Regions from separate parts of the Homo sapiens genome. Here all the other regions are linked to region 3. A link is a contact called in ENCODE Hi-C or POLR2A ChIA-PET data. All regions are on one chromosome and are shown on one strand. Each heading gives the region's core, a stretch centred on a gene start or an enhancer-like site at or near the end of the contact. The rest is flanking DNA. Distances are from core to core; before and after follow the strand shown.

Region 1 (2,981 bases), core at 461-2,960, 720 kb after region 3:
AGGTACAGTTTACAGAAGCCGAATTATGTAAAGGCAAAATTGAGAAATCCTTTGAGAAATTGTCTTTACATTGTTGGCCTAAGCCTCATATGGAAATTATTAGTAGAGTTCTCAAAGAAAGGGATGAAATTACTCCATAGGATAGCTTCCCTAAGTACCTCTCAGAGTTATGTAAAATATTTGAGATCACTTTTACCATTTTTTCTCATAGAGAGAATGGTTGGGCTCTCACTATAGAGAGAAAAGTGAGGGAGACCTCTGAGGAGCAGTCAGGACTTTGTTAGCTATCTCATGTCGGTCTCTCTTGGGGAAGCTCCTTGAAGGCAGGACCTGGATCCTATCCCTCTTTATCTTTAATCATCCCTCCCAACATGCCTGGCACATAACAGATGCCCAGTAAATACCTGAATTGGATCTCCCTGCCCATCATTTCTTTATAAAATTATAAAAATGAAATCTGTATATATGAAATGTGTTCCATTTCTCTTACTATTAAAAGATGCTTTCTTTAGCTAGCACAAGACATTGCCCCCAGAATATGATCTTACCACACTTAGGTTGAGTTGTGCTAGATTTACTTGATATCAGCAAAATGTTTGCAAGCACCTTTCTTTCTGGTTGAGTGCAGATCATAAATGAAAGGAAGTAACGTCTATATGTTCTCACACAGTGGCCAGTTTCCTGATTATCTCTAGATTCTACTATTATTAGACTTTATTCCTAGCTTTATTTTTACTTTTGATTTACTTATTTATTTTGAGGTAGGTCTCACTCTGTCACCCATACTGGAGTGCAGTGGCATGATTTTGGCTCACTGCAGCCTTGATCTCCCAGGCTCAAGTGATCCTCCCACCTCAGCCTCCTGAGTAGCTGGGACTACAGGCATGTACCACCATGCCCGGCTGAATTTTTTTTTCTTTTTAGTAGAGATGAGGCCTCCCTATGTTGCCCAGGCTGGTCTTGAACTCCAGAGCTCAAATGATCTGTCCACCTCGGCCCCCCAAAGGACTGGATTATAGGTATGAGCCACCATGCCCGGCCTTATTCTTATTTTTAAAGGAAGAATATCTGAGCAGATAGAAAAATGGAAAGGCAGAAGGATAAACTGGCCCTGTTTTACAAAATAATATTTAAAAATCACTAATATACCATTAGCTTATAAGACCAAGTACCCATGGGAGTACTTGATGATATTGACATCAGCTCATTCAGAAACCTTTTTGTGTGATCATCACTCTATTTCCTCTCAGTTTTCAAGGATCTCATTTGTTAGAGGATTCTTCTAGAGAGCCAGAGTTCCAAGGAGGGCTCTATTATTATGGAAAACCGTCACACTCTCCCATCCCTTCTCTTCTCCCCTCTCTATCCTCTCTCTCAGTCTGTACCCATCACCAACACATGCAAATTAGAAGCAGGTCATGTTGTAATAATAGGACTTTATTTTTAAATACATATAGAATTTAAAGATTCTTATGTATTTATTTGACAGTGGCTCTGGGAATATCTGTGGAAACAGTGCAGTAAGAAGAAAAGAAAAGCCTTCTGCAGTACCATTTTCTGTCCCTCGTGAGTGTGATTTCATTTCCTCCCTGGTCGCACATCACCCACATGCTCAGACGACATATCCCTGTTCTTGGGTCCGTCCTCCAGCTTCTGACTCACAGAGCAGAGCGATAGTCTGTGGGTGCCTGTGTTGGAGGGTACAGGTTGCATTCCAGGAAGGTGACTCGGCTGGCATCCTGCCTCTCGGGGCATTCTGTCACCAAGTCCACAGGATACAGATACCCCATTCAAGGTAGCAGAGCTGCGCCTACTTTGTCTCAACAGAAAAAGGCAGAGATGAGGATTTCAAGGGCTGCATAGTTTCATGTGCTTTTTCTTACAGTGTGTCCTTTAGTCAAGAATTACTTGCTGGTTTTGCCTGGGTCTCAAATTTCAAGTTTGAAAATAAAATATAAAGATCTATCACTAGAACTTATTTTAAACCCTGGAAGATTGTCCTATTCTATTCCTGTAGTGCTTTGTCATTTACATCTTTGTATTTGATTCTCCCAACACATATTTGACCATGGTTAGGAGAGCACGGATTGTTTTTTGTCATTTTCATAGGAAAAGGCTGACATTGAAAGGAGAAACCCTTGTTTGATGTCTTCTCTTGGTATCAGGCAGTGGGTTCCAGCCCTGCTCTGCCAACTCCTCAGTGCAGTGACTTACCATGATACTGTGCCATGTTTCTGGGCTGATTTTTGGTATATTTAGTCATTCTTGTGAGATTTTTAAAGTCATTTTTTTTTAGTGACTTCAAGTGTTGATTGTGTAGCAAACGTATTCCTCTCGCTAGGTATTACATATAAACTAGCATCTCTACTGCTGGCCTAATACCTCTAATCATCCTGTGAAACCACTCCAGTGTGAGGAACTGAGTGTGAAGGAAACTGTAGAACATCTGAGGAGCCACATGTGAAAAGGCCAGTCCCTGTGTCCTAAACAGACTTCCTCTACATTAAGCAGTCCTTTAATAGTTGTACAATCATATAATTTGAAGAAGATATCCATTCTGTACAGGAAATACAAGTTTAACAGAAGTCGTTTCATTTGATCCTTATCTTCAAAAAAAAAAAAACCTGAAGAAGCTTGAAGACGTGGCATGGGTGGTTTAGATTCCATTGCCTTTTGTCAGTGGCAGTAGAAGCCTCATTGTAGTTAAGCATCTGCCTGGGCCTCTGGGAAAACAAAGCATCATTAACTGGCTGGCTAATGAGTCATCTATTAAAATTATCCCTAATGAATTGTGGGTTTGCTTGTTTAATTGCGCGTGGTATTGTGCTCTCAAATGTTAGCAGTCCAGTGGGGCTCAAAGAAATTACACTGGCTTTATTGAGCATTTCAGTAGGATTCTTCCTAAGTCACTGTGCCACGATTGGCTCTCTCTCTTTCTCTCCCTCCCTTTTTCGTCTCTCTCTCTTTCTTTCACTCTCCTT
Region 2 (2,759 bases), core at 217-2,716, 740 kb after region 3:
TCACATGGGTCCTGCCTCACATGGCCCTCACCTGACACCCCCTCTCCTCCCAGCACCGAGCCCCCTTCCCCGCTGTCAGATTCCCCGGATTTGTCAGTCGTCTATACTTTCTTACATGCTTTCCCCACGTTCTGAAGTCACCTTCTCCTTTGCCCATTTGTCCACTCTAGTTCCCGCCAGACTTTGAGGTCCTTCGTGTGAGGACTTTGTCCTTCCCTCTTGTTATTCTCACCACTTGTTTGCAGTAAGTTCCTCAAGAATGTTATGGAGTAAATAAACAAACATGTCCCAAAGGCCTTAGCTCAGTGCTTCTCTAAAGGCAGCAATCTTGCCCCCAGGGAACGTTTCCAATGTCTGGCGACAGTTTTTAGGGGGAGTGCACATATCTAATGGGTTGAGGCCGAGGATGCTGCTGAACATCCTCCGATACACAGGGCAACAATGAATGGTCCAAGCTAAAAGGCCAGTAGTGCCAAGTTTGAGAAACTCTGCCTTAGCTCCAGCCCTTACATAATCATCCTCAAGCCAAGCTCTCTGCTCCCCCAATCTGCTTGTGCCTTTATTGGAGCCCTTAGGAAATTCCTCTTTTTCCTTTTCCATATTCTTCATTAGATTGTGCTCCTGGAGGTCAGGAACGATGAATCACTCAGCTTTGTAGCTTCAGTGCCTGCACTGTGGCTCGGTAAGTAATAGTTGAGTAGAAGAATGGATAGGGAAAGAAAGGAGTAGGAGAAGAAGCTGATGGCATATTTCACCGCTTTATGTTTTAAACTTAGGTCAGCTCTGGATCTGTCTCTGTATCTGGTGGTTCTGGTTAGAAACAAAGAGAGGGGCCAAGTGGTGAGTAAACTGAGAACTATGTACAAAACCTATTGGGCAGGATACTAGTTTCAAACTGACAGGGCATAACTGGCGTGCATGTTCATTTTGTTACACATTTCTATTTGATAATGACCAGAGTTTACATAGAAGGTGGGAAGAATAATCATGTAAAGCACGTCTGTTCAATAAAAGATTCTTTAGTGATAGAAATGTTCTTTATCAGTGCTGTTCAATACAGTATCCCTGGCCACACATGTGTATTGAGCACTTGAGTGTGGCCTATGCACATGAAGAGCTCAGTTTTTAATTGTATCATTTTAATTGATATTATCTTAAATGGTCATATGTGGTCACTGGTTACCTTAGTGGGCAATGCATAGCTGAAGTCTGTTTTTTGGCTGACCCCACTACACATGATAGCTTGGCAGTGTTTTGTTAAGCTTACTATAGTTCATTTTGACCAGAGGAAGATAACACAAAGGTTTAAAAGAAAATGCAGCGGAGAAACGGTTCATCTTTCCAAGAAACCCTAGTGTTCTGAGTCACATCATGAGTAAATGGTGGACGGAAGGCAGGTTTAGCTGGGCAGTCATCAAAAATCATGAAGGGCAAGCAAGCCAGGTACCACACCCTCAGGCACTCCCCAAACTCGTTGCCCATCGGATAAAGTTAGTCCAAGTGCCAACTCCTGCCACAACAATGCCTTATAAGGACTCTTAAATCCTGTCTGACCTTTGAACAGGTTCAGAGTGTGCTGTGTTCAAATGGGAAGGAATATAAAGTAATTCTAGAAGATATCCAACCGGTTGATAAATTGTAGACCCTAAAGGGGGAAAAAGAACATCTTTTGTCTGGAATTTACTTTGAGGGGATGTGATTTTTGAGGGTAAGATTTTCAGTAGGTAATAAAGTAAAATCCCGTACCTCAACTAATAACTATTTCCTAAATGTCTGTTGCTTTAATCTTAGTGTCTATAGACAATGGGGCCATACCTAAGAGTACTTTTAGATTTAACCTCCAAACTCCATGGAGCTCAGTCTTTTGTATAAAACAGAATTTTTTAAAAAAATGATTGTATTACCATCCCATTTCTCTATAATGCTTTTGACAAAATATCCTGTGGTACTTGATTTACATTTATTCCCTTACTGGATATCTGATTGTGGAAATTAAAAAATAGGTATAACATCTCACTCTCTATGTAATAAGACACATTTAGGTGAAAATGAGATAAACGGGTGCTCTCACTTTGAAACTGTAAAGAAAGCACTAAACAGCATTTAAGATATTTAATACCAGTATTCATTATTGTTCTCTTAATGTTTTAATATTATGAAATGTTTTAATATTAAAATTAGGTGGTTACTTAAGGAAGGAATAATTTTCCATAACACTGTCCTAATAAATACCCCTATAATATAAAACATAAAATAAATACCTATAACACAAAATATGAAATATACGTCTAGTATAAAGGACTTTTTGCTTGTAACTACACCATCATTCTTCCATTGGAATTCCCCATAGCTTTTCTTAGAGTGGCAGTAAGATCAGATTAGAAGTGTGAGTAAAATATTATTGCAATCAATTAAAGCATTAGGCTCATAAATTGATCAATAACTTTTTGAGAACATGATAGGTCGTGATTTCATTTTGTTGAAGAAAAATGTGATAGCTAAGATGAAAAGACATGTTTATTTTTGTGTCAGGTGTTCTGTGATTAGTTAATTAAATATTTTCATCAGTTCCGGTGACCTCTTGTCTCTCAGCTGCATATTGACTTTCCCAACTGTGCCTTCCATCCTTCTGGCTGCAGTAAGAGAAACCAGATTTTCCTCAGCCCCTCCAGGCTCTTTCTTATCTAACTCAGGAGCGCCTCCTGCCAGCGGGGCTGGGCAAAGAACAGACCCAGAGGTCTCCATTTTTGTAAAAAGGT
Region 3 (3,042 bases), core at 313-2,812:
CACACTTCACGGGGTCACCTGGTGTTCATGCCGGCGACCTTTCTCTCCCTGCCTGTGGCCTGGCCCCAGGTCAGCATTCACCAGGTGGGGAGAGTCTGTGCAGCGCGGCGTGGGCCTTGCACGCTCCTTTTTGTGTTTGTTTGGGTTCTACTTTTCCGGACTGCGACACTTATAACTTCATTAGAAAATATCACTTTCTTCAGACCCACACATTCATTTATTAGGCACTTACGCTCCATAAAATGAAATGCACAGCAAGGCCGCTTTCATGCTTCCTTGAAGTTCTATCAACTTATTTTGGGGGCAGATTTGACCTGTCAGAGCACTTCCTCCGTGGGAGCTCCATATCTAAATATGTGCATATATAGTTTTCTACTTTACTGACGGTAGCTTTCATAAAGCCGCTTGAAGTACTTACTAAAAATCCATCTTAAGACTCTTTCTGCATTTTGGGAGGCCGAGGCGGGTGGATCACCTGAGGTCAGGAGTTTGAGACCAGCCTGGCCAACATGGTGAAACCCGGTCTCTACTAAAAAATACAAAAAATAGTCGGGCATGGTGGCGGGTGCCTGTAATCCCAGCTCCGTACTCCAGAGGCTGAGGCAGAAGAATCGCTTGAACCCAGGAAGCAGAGGTTGCAGTGAGCCAAGGTCGCGCCATTGCACTCCAGCCTGGGTAACAAGAGTGAAACTCTGTCTCAAAAAAAAAAAAAAAAATCTTCCCCACACATAATGTGGCAGGACAGGAAACACTAGGATTCCTCCAGTTTATGGGGAGATTGGGAGAGCTGAGGCTTCACAATGACACAGCCGGGTATGGAAAACACCAAAAGAAATATGCCTTTTTGGATGACAATACTCCACCCCAATTTCCAAGTATGCTACAACTTTTCCTCAGCCTCGATGGGAGGTATTTACAGTGAGTGGTAGAAGCTTTACTGCAATGCCCTGGTAGACACAGGCTCCACCAGGCTTGGCTTCTACACTCTCACTGGGTCTATGGATGAGCACAGAAGCCAGGTTTCTGGCTCACAGAGAACCTAAGTGCTGAGTTTATATATAAAGTGCACAGTGTGAATAATTAAATATGAAAACGTGTACACACCAAACAGGACATTTTTACTTAATGCCAAAGAAGCACAAACGACCCTTTCTTTTGGGAGTTTCACAAGCATTTCTGCTCAACAGTAATCCCCCAGTGACAGTGATAGTAGTGGTTTCAATATTTTGTTTATAAAAAGCAACATTATAAAATGCCCTGAAAGGTCTTGGCTTCTTTTGTGAGCTCTGAACTATTCAGAAATTCAGCTTGCTATCTGGGGACAACAAATAAATCCCTACTCTAAAAAAATGGGATTCGGGTTTTTCTCCTGTGCTGCTTCCTGGCCTTAACGCTTCCTGGGGACTTACCGTCATTTGCTCAGTTACGGTTTCTATGGGATGAGTGGGGAAGCCGCGTGGTGAGGAAGCCTGGCTCGCACCCGGCCTGCGCTCTCTCGGGCCTGGCCGCATCGGCCACCAGGGGGCAGTGTTGTCATTCGCTGGCGACGCCGCCCCGCCCCGAGCGGATGCCACCCCGTTTCCAGCCTCCGGTGCTCACCGTAAGCTCTGTTATTATTATCTTTTGATTTATAAAGCGCCGTTCCTCAGCAGATTCCCCGCCCCCCAGCTGCTTCCGAGAAAGCTCGCAGAAGCGTTCGTGCGCAGGCGCGGAAGCCCCGCACAGCACGCGGTGGGCCCGGTTCGGGGGGGCGCACGGCCTGGGGCGTCGGGAAGAGGCTGCGGGCAGCGGGGCCTGCGGGCGCGGCGTGGCGGGGCGGGAAAACGGCTCTGTCCCGTGGGGCGCAGGCAGGAACGTGTTCCCATAAAAGACACAGGGAAGACCAACCCTGGGCGTTAGCCATCCAAACCTTCCCTCCCGTGCGAAACCCGCTGCCCTGCGGCCAGGACTGTGAGGGAAGCGATGGGAGGAACCCGGGAGCCCGCGAAGGCCGGGCCCCAGAGTCCGGGCGCCCCTGAGCGGGGCGGAGGGGACAAATAGAACCTTTTTAAGGACAGCTGAAAGAGATTATAAGCGCGGTGTGCTGGGACTTTGGAAAGGGCGCGAGTCATTAGTGGGGGCGAATCAGAGGGGAGTATGTTGACGGGATAATAACAAAAATAAAGAGGCTTGATAAGAAAGACACGGCTTTTGGAGTCAAAGGGAAAATCCGGGACAATGAGGGTTGGCAGGTTCCTGGGACACAAACCAGGAAAAACAGGGCCACACCGGAGCGGCCTGCCTGGCTCCAGCACAGCCGGTGCAGAAGCTAATTTTGTTCCGAGTCCTCCTAGCTCAACAAACATGCCGCCATAGCACCTATTTTCTTTTAGGTAATGCTCACAACAACCTAGCAAAGTGGGGATCATCTTCACCACTGTACAGATGAAGAAATTGAAGGTCAGACATTCAAGGTTATGTGGCCACATGAGAGAAATACCAGAGCTGGGATGAAGACTCAACGGCTCTCAGACACCAGGTTGCTTCTTGAGAGAAGCCGGATGGATGTGCATGCAGGGAGGTGAGCCTCAAAGCAGGTCCAGCTTTCTCCCGTGAGTGTTCCAGTGGCTTAGGGTTAGGGTTAGGGTCCAGAGGAGGAGAGGCGTCCAGAGCTGGGGCCGTCTGCGTTTTGCCTTGCTGTCCCAGAGTGGCAGCGAGGAGTGGCCTGGCCTAGAGGGTCTTTGTCTTATCTTGTGACTTGCTGTTTCTCCTCTGTCTGCAGGAGCTGGGGGAGGTTGGAGAAGCCGCAGCCCAGAAGGGGAGGGAGGACACCATGTCAGAGCTTGCTGGAGCAAGCTTTGGAGGAAGGCCACAGGGGACATTGTCACCAAGGGCCACGGCAGCGTGCACCCTGGGTTAGAGAAAGGGGCAAATTATGGATATGAAAAATGCTTCCCTCAATGAAAAGGACCCTGCTGAGACAGGATGGCTGTGGGCCAAATACCCCTACAGTGCCTGATTCTTTTATCTTATTATTTATTTAAACAAGACCAGCATTTTGCT

What was found. Hi-C counts contacts between places; a loop is a spot of excess contacts on that map. ChIA-PET counts read pairs that join two places held with the same protein, here RNA polymerase II (POLR2A). Pooled maps may share reads with other maps.
Region 1: a map of endothelial cell of umbilical vein shows a loop between it and region 3 (2.0-fold over the local background). The contact joins the enhancer-like site here to the promoter of LINC01600 in region 3. A Hi-C loop is called at or near these places in 2 of 168 maps with a recorded cell type or tissue (aorta and endothelial cell of umbilical vein) and 4 of 50 pooled maps. POLR2A ChIA-PET finds 5 or more read pairs at or near these places in 1 of 52 experiments (PC-9).
Region 2: a loop to region 3 is called in a map of ascending aorta, with 5 times the contacts of the local background. The contact joins the enhancer-like site here to the promoter of LINC01600 in region 3. A Hi-C loop is called at or near these places in 3 of 168 maps with a recorded cell type or tissue (aorta and ascending aorta) and 6 of 50 pooled maps.

Annotation. Positions count from the first base shown.
Region 1 is chr6:1,916,525-1,919,505 of GRCh38, reverse strand. All of the region lies in intron 7 of GMDS (GDP-mannose 4,6-dehydratase), which reads left to right. Among named protein-coding and RNA genes, the nearest start is that of FOXC1, 310 kb to the right of the region's middle. Within about 2 kb of position 1,710, at least 8 of the 41 ENCODE cell types and tissues checked have a DNase peak (open chromatin) inside an H3K27ac peak, as active enhancers do; they include PC-9 and endothelial cell of umbilical vein, where a contact is called at or near this core.
Region 2 is chr6:1,893,863-1,896,621 of GRCh38, reverse strand. The region is part of intron 7 of GMDS (GDP-mannose 4,6-dehydratase); the gene reads left to right. Among named protein-coding and RNA genes, the nearest start is that of FOXC1, 290 kb to the right of the region's middle. Within about 2 kb of position 1,466, at least 2 of the 41 ENCODE cell types and tissues checked have a DNase peak (open chromatin) inside an H3K27ac peak, as active enhancers do; they include ascending aorta, where a contact is called at or near this core.
Region 3 is chr6:2,633,123-2,636,164 of GRCh38, reverse strand. It overlaps LINC01600 (long intergenic non-protein coding RNA 1600), which reads left to right and starts at 1,562. Exons shown (of 3, transcript NR_131168.1): 1 at 1,562-1,600; 2 at 2,373-2,560. It overlaps LINC02521 (long intergenic non-protein coding RNA 2521), which reads right to left and starts at 1,665. Exons shown (of 3, transcript NR_149119.1): 1 at 1,410-1,665.